Linked DNA regions of Homo sapiens: region 2 is linked to region 1. Evidence: chromatin contacts called from ENCODE Hi-C or POLR2A ChIA-PET data. All regions are on one chromosome and are shown on one strand. The core of a region is the stretch at or near the end of the contact, and the rest is flanking DNA. Distances in the headings are between cores, read along the strand shown. Region 1 overlaps SMAD3-DT (SMAD3 divergent transcript). Region 2 overlaps SMAD3 (SMAD family member 3).

Evidence for each region. Hi-C counts contacts between places; a loop is a spot of excess contacts on that map. ChIA-PET counts read pairs that join two places held with the same protein, here RNA polymerase II (POLR2A). Pooled maps may share reads with other maps.
Region 2: a loop to region 1 is called in a pooled map, with 7 times the contacts of the local background. The contact joins two enhancer-like sites. A Hi-C loop is called at or near these places in 1 of 168 maps with a recorded cell type or tissue (CD4-positive, alpha-beta memory T cell) and 7 of 50 pooled maps. POLR2A ChIA-PET finds 5 or more read pairs at or near these places in 7 of 52 experiments (GM12878, H1, IMR-90 and 3 more).

The regions. Positions count from the first base shown.
Region 1 is chr15:67,022,576-67,028,366 of GRCh38, forward strand. The region is part of intron 2 of SMAD3-DT (SMAD3 divergent transcript); the gene reads right to left. Among named protein-coding and RNA genes, the nearest start is that of SMAD3-DT, 39 kb to the right of the region's middle. RefSeq lists an enhancer at 3,096-3,390. Within about 2 kb of position 1,941, at least 29 of the 41 ENCODE cell types and tissues checked have a DNase peak (open chromatin) inside an H3K27ac peak, as active enhancers do; they include Panc1, where a contact is called at or near this core.
Region 2 is chr15:67,172,197-67,177,743 of GRCh38, forward strand. The region is part of intron 5 of SMAD3 (SMAD family member 3); the gene reads left to right. Among named protein-coding and RNA genes, the nearest start is that of SMAD3-AS1, 28 kb to the left of the region's middle. RefSeq lists an enhancer at 3,857-3,906. Within about 2 kb of position 3,700, at least 26 of the 41 ENCODE cell types and tissues checked have a DNase peak (open chromatin) inside an H3K27ac peak, as active enhancers do; they include Panc1, where a contact is called at or near this core.

The DNA.
Region 1 (5,791 bases), core at 691-3,190:
AGATATATACTCTGTGAGGGTGTTAAGAGCCATAGAGAAAAATTAAGTAGTGGAGGGGGCAGGGTGTGTGGGGAAGAGGTGTTGCCATTTCAGAGAGTTCTTGGAAAGCCTCACTCAAAGCTGATGTTTCAGTGAAGACCTGGGAGGTGAGAGGTGCTGTACTGACACCTGGGAAAAGAGTGCCCAAGGCAAAGCAAACAGTCAGTGCAAAGGCCCTGAGGTGGGCATGATGCTGGTGTATTTGGAAGACCAGGGATGACATCAGATCAGAGGAGAAGTGGGGGTAGAGGTAGATCATGCAGGACTTCACAGGCTGCTGCAAGCCCTTTGGGTTTTTCTCCAACTGAAATGGAAAGTCACTGGAGGGTTTTATGTGGAAGAGTGACACCAAATGTTTTATGAATCACTGTTAGCTCATTTCTCAATTATATTATTACCACCATTTTAAAGGCAGGGAAACTGAGGTTCAGAAGGGTTAGGAGAGTTTCCCATAGGCACACAGCATGAGCTGCCAGAACTTCTCTCCTTTACTTATTTATTTATTTTGAGATGGAGCCTCGCTCTGCAGAGTGCAGTGGCGTGATCTCGGCTTACTGCAACCTCCGCTTCCCGGGTTCAAGCGATTCTCCTGCCTCAGCCTTCTGAGTAGCTGGGACTACAGGCGTGCGCCACCACGCCTGGCTAATATTTGCATTTTTAGTAGAGACGGGGTTTCACCATGTTGGCCAGGATAGTCTCGATCTCTTGATCTCATGATCCGCCCGCCTCGGACTCCGAAAGTGCTGGGATTACAGGGGTGAGCCACCACGCCTGGCCAACTCCTCTCCCTTCTAATCCAGGACTCTCGGTGCTCCTGCATGTGGTTTCCAAATGTTCTCAACTCTTCTCCTGCTTGCGAAGGGGAGACCAGAGCCTTGGAGCTGGGAAAGGAGCAGGCAGGGCTGACTCTTCTCGAACCTGGATTGCTGGGCACCTGTTGTCCAGCATCATTTGAGGGCATGTATGGAAAGTGCTCTGGAAATTTATCAAGTATGGCACACATGGTGAGTGTTATGAGAGACTATCAAGATGCTCTCAATGATTCCTGCTGAACTCAGGTCCCGAGTGCCCAACAGGCCTCCATTTGAGCAATGGGTTGGCCATTGCTTGTAGCTGCTATTCATCTAGGAAGGTCCCAGCACCGGCCCCTGTTTCCACCTCCCGCAGCCCTCACATGTGGATCCACTGGTTTCACCTACAGCTCCAACCTTGGCCTGGTTCACTGATCGATCAGCCTGAGGCTAGAAGCACTTACACAGCTGGAGAGCAAGTCACTCTTTCTACTGGCACCCAGCACTATGCCTGCAGCACACACGTTGTCACACACCTGTCATCCCCTTGGGCACTGGGCCTTTCCCTCCTGTGTAGCCCTCAGCTGGGTCAGCCTGGCTCCTCCTGTGGGGGCGGGGGGCTGGCCCCAGAGCTGCCCTGGCTAAGGCCACAGGGTCATACTGGAAGTGAAGAGACCAGCCTCAACAAATCCAGGAAACAGACCCAGGTAGGAGTGTGAAGGGCATGGCTGTAGTGTGGGGTGTGGAAGCCCAATTCTGGGCTTCCCAGAATTTCCCAGCAGGCTTGGGGGAGGGGTGGTGGCAGCTGGCCCAGTGGAAGGGAACCTCCATCCACCCTAGAAAGATTGTCCCACTTTCCTTATGGGTCAGCACCTCACAATGTCATCACCAGAAGGGCTTTCTTCCCCACGTGGATTACATAGCAGGTAGATGGATTTGTGCTTGCAGACACAGAGGGGCCAGAGTTTTAAAGGCCGTCAGTACCCTATGGCCCATCTCAAAGAAAAAGACAAGGATAAGCAAAATTAGAAGGAAAGAAAGAAAGACTGTAAAAGTTAAACAAAACCACCCACAAATAGCTTGAGGCAGAAAAAAGATTGTACCATATCATGGCAATCGTGGACAGTTTGGCAGCTGAGGGAAAGATGACTCATTCCCAGGCTCCGCTTGCATAATCCTCCCCAGCCCAGGCAGGAGAATGAAACTAGGAAAGTAATGCAATGACATTTAGTAGCAAAAAGGAAGCCCACACAACATTTGTGCAAGGCCATCCAAAAATAGCAGGCTCCTCCATGCTTGGGTTTTGAAACTATGCATTTTGCTTGAAATGCCTGAGTCGTGGCACATTTTTCTTGGGCCACCCACACCCTAATTCAGTTCATTTCAATTTAGCAGACATTTAATGCAGGCCTACTGTGCTCCAGGCTCTGTGCTAAGGATTTGGGAGTGGCAAATACAAGGATAGGGGAGACACTAAAAGGAAAGTGTGAAGGGAAGAATGAATGGAGTCAAACCCCACCACGAACCCTTACCAGGTCTGAACCTCAGTTTTTCTGTCTATAAAGTGGGAACAATGCCCACCTCATGAAATTGGGTGAGAGTTAAATGAGAAGAGCAAAGCCACAGGGGCTCATGAAAGGAGTCCTCAAATCTGCTCAGGGTGATCAGGAGGGCCAGCATGGAAGAAGAGGTCTTTGAAATGAGCCTTGACTCGTTTTAACTGAACCGAACTGCCAGACTGAATAGTGGCAAGTATTTCTTCTGTGCCTGCTGGGTGTCAGGCCTGGTGCCAGGTCCTGAGAATGTAAGGACAAAGGAGAGAAACCCATCATCAAGCAGTAATAATCCTAACAGTAGAAACAGTAAAAATAACACAGGGAAGCAGCTAGGCATAACGGTTGTGGGTGCTAGTTCTGAAAACAGACTCTCTGTGTACAAATCCTAGTTCTTTTACTCTCAGCTGTGTGGCTTGAGCAAGTTCTTTAACCACTCATTCTATGCTCCTGTTTCCTTTTCTATAAAATTAGTATACAAATAGCAATTCCTTATAGGATTGCTGTAAAAATTAATTGGAACAGTGCTTGCAAAGCACTTACCCTAGTGCCTGGTAAGTGGTCTGTCAGGGTAAGCTGCCACTATTTTCATTGCTACCATCACCATTATCTTCATCACCATTATCACCATCACACATCACAGAAGAGAGGGAGGTACAGAGTCCTCCAAGCAGAGGAGAACTTGGAGAGTCTGGGAATGCCAGAGGAAGGAATGGTTATTCTTGAAGTGAGTTTTGAAAGACAAGGAGAAGTTTGCCAGTAGGATTCTGGAAGAAAGAGGTATTCCAGGCCGGGGGACAATATGAGAAAAAAGCATGAATGTGCAGAAGATAAATGTTCAGGAAACAGGAAATGGCTCAGGCCGACAGCCAGGCTGAAAGGATGGCCTGACCAGGGAGAGAGAGGGCAAGCGGGAAGGGAGTGAAAGTCCTTCCTTTCCTGGCCTTTTGCACACACCCTCCTGGCACATGCCAGGCAGTTAGGAAGCCCTGGGCCTGGACATGAGCACTAGCTCTCTCACAGAGCCCCTTTCTGACCTTGGCTTCCTTCCAGGAGACGTTAAGACACAGCCTTACTGAGAATGCAGCCACGGTTACTATCACATTTATTGAGAAAACTATCCCTTATGTTACTCAGAGCTCTTTGCATACAGATGCTCAAGATAAATTCAACTTAGAATTCAGCCAGGAAAAAACATTGATAAAAATAATTTATAACTTTCATTCAGAGTTTACAACATGCCAGTCTCTAAGTGCTTTACATTATTAGCTCATTTAATTCTCACAACAACCCTATGAAGTAGGCACTATGATTGTTCCTGTTTTACAAATAGAGGAACTGAATGATAAAGAGGTTAACTCATTTGCCAAAGCAACATAGCTAGTAACTGGCAGAGCAAGGGCTCACGTTCTGGGAGTCAGGCTTTAGAGCATGTATTTTTTTTTTTTTTTTGAGACAGGGTCTTACTCTGTTGCCCAGGCTGGAGTGTAGTGGCACAATCTCAGCTCACTGTAATCTCCACCTCTCGGGTTCAAACAATCCTCCCCCTCAGCCTCCCCAGTAGCTGGGACTACAGGCACACGTCACCACGCCCAGCTAATTTTTGTATATTTTGGTAGAGGTGGTGTTTCCCCATGTTGGCAAGGCTGGTCTTGAACTCCTGACCTCAGGTGATCTGCCCACCTCAGCCTCCCAAAGTGTTGGGATTAATGTGTGATCCACCGCGCCTGGCCAACATGTGCTCTTTCTTAACTCCTTTGTAATAAACAGAACTCTTGTCCTTTCTGTGTTTCCCTTTTTGTTTTGGCCACTGTCAGGGTTGACACTTCCCACTACATTCTTCCTTGCAATTTGTGCTCCAGCTGCTCTGGGCGCCTCACTTTTTCCAGAATTCCTTTGCATTATCGTACCTCTATGCCTTTGCTCATGCCAGTCCTCCTACCTGATATGACTTGCCCTTTTTTTTTTCTTTTTTTAAACTTAATGACATGGAAAATTTATCATTTTGTAAGTGGAAGAAGTAAGTTACAAAACTGCATATATACAAATACAGGCTGGGCACAGTGGCTCACGTCTGTAATCCCAGCAGTTTGGGAGGCCGAGGCAGGCAGATTGCTTGCGGCCAGGAGTTCGAGACCAGCCTGGCCAACACGGCGAAACCCTGTCTCTACTAAAAATATAAAAATTAGCTGGGCATGATGGTAGGCACCTGTAATCCCAGCTACTCGAGAGACTAAGGCAGGAAAATTGCTTGAACCTGGGAGGCAGAGGTTGCAGTGAGCAGAGATCACGCCATTGCACTCCAGCCTGGGCCACAGAGTGAGACTATGTCTCAAAAAAAACAAACAAACATAAATAAATAAATAAACTTCCATTGTTGGTAAATAATATTTGAAGTGAATATATGAAAAAACCTCTGAAGATTTAAGCACCAAAATAACATTGTTTAGATCTGAATGGCAGAATAACAAATTATTTTATTTATTTTTTTCTTGGTGATTTCTATTTCTTGAATGTTCACAGAAAATACATATCATTAAATTGTTACTTTTAAGAAAAATGTAAGTTAATTTTTTTTTCATTAAACAATTTTTTTAAAAATGACTTATTACCCAACCAGGCGCAGGAGCACTTTGGGAGGCTGAGGCGGGCAGATCACGAGGTCAGGAGATTGAGACCATCCTGGCTAACATGGTGAAACCCTGTATCTACTACAAATATGAAAATTAGCCGGGCATGGTGGTGGGTGCCTGTAGTCCCAGTCACTCAGGAGGCTGAGGCAGGAGAATGGTGTGAACCCGGGAGGTGGAGCTTGCAGTGAGCTGAGATTGCACCACTGCACTCCAGCCTGGGCGACAGAGCGAAACTCCATCTCAAAATAAATAAATAAATAAATAAATAATGACTTTTACCATTTTGACCCTTTTTAAGTATGCAGTTTTATGACATTAACTACATGTGCATTGTTATGCAACCATCTAGGATGACGTTCTAACCTCATTTCAAGCTTAGCCGCATTCACTATCTTTCCAGGACTAGGGTAGTTTTCACCTTCTGTTTAAAACTTTCTCTGTCTCCTCCCACACCCCCAGCAGAAATGATGGCTCATCTCTCTCCACTCTCCTGTTTTGGGGAGTGTGTCATTATGTGTCACTCATATCATTCTGCAATAGTGGTCAAGTGAGCAGCCCCTAGAGCCTTCATTTCCTGTATTTGATACCTACCATTTGTGTCCTAGCATAGCTGGGGCAAGTCACTTAATCTATCCGTGCCTCAGTTTCTTCAACTTTAAAAATAGACATTTTCAGAATGGCTATTACTACAACATCAAAAAATAGCAGATGCTGGCAAGATTGCAGAGAAAAGTGAACTCTTATGCACTGAAAGTGGGAATGTAAATTAGTTTAG
Region 2 (5,547 bases), core at 2,450-4,949, 150 kb after region 1:
ATTCTCCCTCCCTACTGCCCCTTCCTCGGGCAGCTTGCCTGAAAGTTGAGAATTCTTAGGTTATTTCTTCCAAAGGGAGGACCCTCCCCGAGCCTGGCCAGCAGAGAATGAGTGCCACTTTGCACTGGCCTAGTTGCACCTCTGCTGGGAAGATGTGAATCGGGGGCGAGTCGCCCAGTGAGTCAGGGTTAGGCTTCTGGGTAAGACACCGTGCTGACAGGCCTGGCTTCCCCTCTGCTTCATGAGCCCCTGTGCTCCCCTTCACCCATTCAAACCATTGACTTCATCCCTACCCAGAAGGTCACCTGGACTCCCAGTGTCATAGCTGGAAGGGGGTGAGATGGTGATGATGATGGGAAACATTTCTTGAGAGTTTGCTGTTTACTGTTATTCGGAGTGCTTCCTGCATGTTAACCTGATCTTTATAACTTTATAAGGCAGAAGCGTTGTGATTTTTCATTTTACAGATTAGGAAACCGGGGAACACATTGGTGAACTCATGTGTCCCAGATTCACAGCTAGTGAATGGAGAAGGTGGCTTTGAACTCAGGCCCTCTCACTCCAGAGCGTGCACTCCCATTGTGGCATGACACTGCCTTGCTGGGCCGTTTAGACCACCTGTCCCCACCTTCCTCACTTGGAGGAACAAGGCTCAGACAAGGCATTTGCTGACTTTTACGTTGGAGACGTAAAAGTCTGTGGCTGTGGCTCCCGGGGGGAAGCCCTGCCTGCTTGTATGCCTCTTCCTCACTCCCTCATTCCCAGATACTTCTTGTCTGCCTGCCGTTCAGGTGGGGGATTGGAAGAGGGACCACAGACATAGCCATCGAGGGGCTACGGCCTTGTTGGGATCAATAAGGCAGGACCAAAAATGATTCTAAAACAAGAAGGAGGTGCAGATGAAGTACTCTGAGGGTTCGAGGGATGGAGCGATGGGATTCCAGGCTGGCCAGGCGTCTCCTCTGTATCCATGCGCTCAGTCAACATTGGCTGAGTTCCCACTATGTACTGATGCTGGGGGCCAGAGCTGGGAGAGCACTACACATTTGCAGCCTGGGGGCGGGGAGGGGGGCAGCTGGAGGTGTCCATGTCCACCTGTAATGCGTTGTGCCAGGTGCCCAGGGAGAAAGTCCAGAAGAGGGAGGAATAGTATATGCCAAGGAGGAAAGTGTGGATGGAGTGGGGAGACATGGGAGAGGTTGTGCCATGTGTGAGCGGGCCCTTGAAGGACAGATGGGACCCTGTGAGGCAGAGAAGGATGGAAGGACATTGCAGGTCCAAGGGCATTATGTGGTCTGAGGACAGCTGGCATGGTGGTTGGTTGTTGTCTCAAGAGGGACAAGGTGGGAAAAGGAGGCTGAAATGGCAGGTGGGGCACTGGGAAAAGACCCCTGAGTGTCTGCTTAGCGCCCTCTTGCCTATAGAATAAAGTTGTTTGTGGGTTTTGATTGGGGAGGTTTTCTGATGACAGCTTCATAAAGATTAATCTGGCCACTGTGTGGAATCTAAATTCTAGGGGAAATTACTGGAGGCAAAACAAAACAAAACAAAACAAAAACCCACTTAGACAGCTCTTCCTCTGGAGGAGGCTGAGATAAATGCTTTCGAGAAATGGTAGCAGAGCTGGGAGAATGCATTTGAGAGGGAATCATGGGCCTGAATGAGCAGGGTTTGTTGACCAGCGTTAAGTGGGATGATGGTGATGCCCCCATCGAGGCTGGACACCCAGGAAGTGGAATGGGTTGGGGGTGAAAGATGGTGGTGGGTTGCCTGTGCTTAACTATGTCCAGGAAGCAGTTGGAAAGTCAGGAAAGCGGCTGGCGCTGGAGGCGCAGATTTGGAAACCATGAACACATGTGGCAGCCTTTCCCATAGCGGGGCCTGAGAGAAGGGGTTTGGTGGTTGAATGAGTGTGGAAAGCCTGTATTGTGGCCTCTCCTCCAGCCCCCACTCAGGAGGGACTCACATGGCCACGCTCTGAGGAGCCTGCAGAAGGAGGCCTGTCTGACCCAGCCTTCCTCCCATGCACTGATCACTGTTCCTGTACTTCTGTCTTACCGCCCCATTACCCATCCATAGATCTGACTCTGGAAACACCGATGAAGTTTGGCTGAAGTCATGCCAGTGGATGGATTTAGTGGAGAGGCCGACCCAGCTCAAGATGGAAAGACAGCCAGAGATGCGCTCGGGTGGTGGGGGTTCCTTGGAGAAGGCTGAGGTCAGGGGGATGATGGGGTCACAGCAGCTCAGAGGGGAGGCAAGCCCTGAAGGACAGTGGCTACAAGCGGGCCCTGCAGAGATGCAAAATGAGATTTAAGAAGAGGCCTTGGATTTGGCATCAGGGTTTCAAGGGGGAGCTTTTAGGGAGCAGTGTGTAGGAGGGGAGGGGCTGCAGTCAGTCAGCAGTGCACTGAAGGGCAAGTACCAGGTGGGGAGGTGGAGGCACCCAGCAGCGCAGCCTTTGTGCTGACTCACAGTCAGTGCGTCCCAAACCCTAGGATGGAGGCAAGCACACAGGGAGCTCTTCCTAGGAAAAAATGGGGACATCTCAGGACATCTGATTATTTCCTTTAAAGAGATTATTATGAAATTACTGTACAAAAAGAAAGAAAGCAGAGGACATCTGGTTTCTCCTTTCATTTCCTCCCCACTCCAGGTGTTAGCCCCAGGGCTCAGGTCTGGGGAAGGTTGAGCCTCCTTGCCCCAGCAAAGCCACTTCTGGTAAGGGGCAGGGACTCCTGGTTGAGACCTGGCTCAGCATCCTGCCCCAGGCAGGCTCTCGGAGACCCTGGGACCTGGGACCGTTGTTTGCAGGGCAGGAGATATGAGCAGGTGATGTTCCTGTTATTACACAGCGTGCTGGGTGAGTCACCGGGAATTTCCTAGGCATTTAAGGCGGAAGGATTGGGGTAAATGGAGGGGAAGGAGGAGGCAGGTGGAGAGAGGAAAAAGGTAGTGAGCTGGCTTCTGCCTGGTGAGTAAGTTGTTCCCTGCTTTAAAGTGAGATGATTAGGGCGGAGCCATGACTGAGGAAAATAATGTACCAGGGAGAGCCCTGAGGGAGCAGTTGAGCTGGAGTTAAAGGAGGTGATGGCTTCCAGAGTGCCAGTGGCAGGAGTGAGAGGCAGGGATGGGGCAGCTTGGAGTGAGAGGGATAGGGCAGCTTGGAGGTGGCTGATGCCGGATGCAGTGCTTCAGACTGAAAGGTGGTCGTTTGCTGTGAATTGCCCTCTAGATTGTGTAGACTAGGATGATGGGATGTTTCTTGAGCTTGGACCCAAGGCAGCATCTCCTGTTGACATAGTTCTCCCTCCCTACTGACGCTTCCTCAGGCACCTTGCCTGAGAGTTGAGAATTCTTAGGTTATTTCTTCCAAAGGGAGGACCCTCCCCCCAGGGTGCCACTTTGCACTGGCCTAGTTGCACCTCTGCTGGGAAGGTGTGAATCGGGGGCAAGTTGCCCCGTGAGTCAGGGTTAGGATTCTGGGTGAGACTCCACGCTGACAGGCCCGGCTTCCCCTCTGCTTCATGAGCCCCTGTGCCCATGTGTGAGCACAGGTGTGGTGGCAGGGCGGCCCGAAGACCACCAGCCCTGAGTGTGGACGGCGGCCCAGGGCAGAGGCCCAACCCAGTTCCAGGCATCTTCATGCTGCTGCCCAAGGCTCTTTTACAATGCAGCCTCTGGCTCCGGTCTTCCCCACACTTGTGAAATCACAGGCAGGGTCTTCCCCACACTTGTGAAATCACAGGCAGGCAACATAATGACAGGAAGTCAGCTGTCGGCTCTGTCTTCATACTCCTGAGGGCCCGGTTTTTAGACTTTGCCACTGTTCCTGGTTGCAGTATGCTGGTCATAAGCTAAAAGGGCATGGGGGTCTCTGTGCAGCTTGGTTTGGTATTTTAGTCCGCAGATACATAGGTTGGAATTAGTACCCTGGGTGCTGGGACACAGCTGGCGTGGGCTCACAGAGACCTCATCCTCTAGCATAGGAGACTCAGGTACACAGTTTCTGGGACACAAGGTTAATTCTGCACTGAGGCAGTGAGGGAGTGTTTCACAGCCGTGTGAGCTGGGCCTTAAAGATCGAGTCCCTGCAGAGGAGGGGGATGGGCAGTCCAGGCAGAGGACCCAGGCAGGACTGAGAAGTGGTGGATGAGGAACATGGGAACTGGAGTGTGGAATCTCCTAGATTGAGGAAGAGCTGCCTTCCGCAGGTGAGGTGGGCCCAGCAGAAACCAGCCCATTTCTGTTTTGACCTTTCGTCTTGCAGCAGCAGTGCTCCTGGCCTTTGCCCGTTCCTTGCTTTCGATTTATAGGAGAAAGTTAATTTCCCCCCTTGCCTCCCCACCTCTTCCTTTACGGGATTTGAATCTCTTGCACATGTTTTTAATAGGCATCCCTTAATCCAAGTGTTGCCTTCTGGGTTTTATTCTGTTTTCTTTTTCTTAAACATAATGGAACGTCTGTGCCAGCTTGGAACAGGACTGAAAACTGAGGCCAGCCAATGCGTTAGGCTGGCAGGGGGCCAGCCATGGATTAAGTGCCCTATGGCACTTGAGAAGTCTGGCCGACACCACACTGGTGGGGGAGGGGGATCCACAAAGGCTGGAGCTGGAGGTTCCTGCGTCTCCAACACCTCTGCACTGGGAGGAGAGATTAGCACAGACTCAGAAATCTGGCCAGGAGCAGGGCTGTTTGAAGGGAAGGCCGTGGGCACGTGCCATCGTCTACCACCCCAGCTGTGCAAAATGCTCAGCCTAGAGGTGAAACTGCTCTTCAATGGGGTGTGTCACCTTACCCCCCGTAGTCATTCTCCTAGAGGAGCCTTCTATAGAACTGCTTCTGCATTTGTTGGTAAATCCTTGAAACCAGATCTTAATTTGCTTGCTTGCTTGATCAGTTGATTGATTGGTCAGGGGAGGGGTTGCCACCTCCCCCTGAGAGATTTCTTTTAAGATTTAATGCCAGGACAAACTTTGTTTTCCCTGAGGAACTAGTAAGCATTGCCCATCCACCAACCAGAGCCATAGACCATGTCATGTTCCCTTTTTGTCTTGTCTACTAGGAAGCTCAGAGCCAAACTGGATGCTTTTGCAGTAACTATAACCTCATGGTTATCCCATTTATAGCCGCCTTCTTTCCAGAGTCCTTTTTGTTTCTCTGGTACTAACCAGGGTAAGGATAAGTACTTTGGGAAAGAAATGAGGGCATATTTAGTGTTTTGGGTTTTTTTTTTTTTGGTGTGTGGCAGAGTCTTGCTCTATCCCCCAGGCTGGAGTGCAGTGGCGTGATCTTGGCTCACTGCAACCTCTGCCTCCTGGGTTCAAGTGATTCTCCTGCCTCAGCCTCCAGAGTAGCTGGGATTACAGGCACCCGTCACCACACCCAGCTAATTTTTGTATTTTTAGTAGAGACGGGGTTTCGCCAGGTTGGCCAGGCTGGTCTCGAAATCCTGACCTCAAGTGATCTGCCTGCCTTGGCCTCCCAAAGTGCTTGGGATTACAGGTATGAACCACTGCATATGGTCTGTTTTTTTGTTTTTTTTTT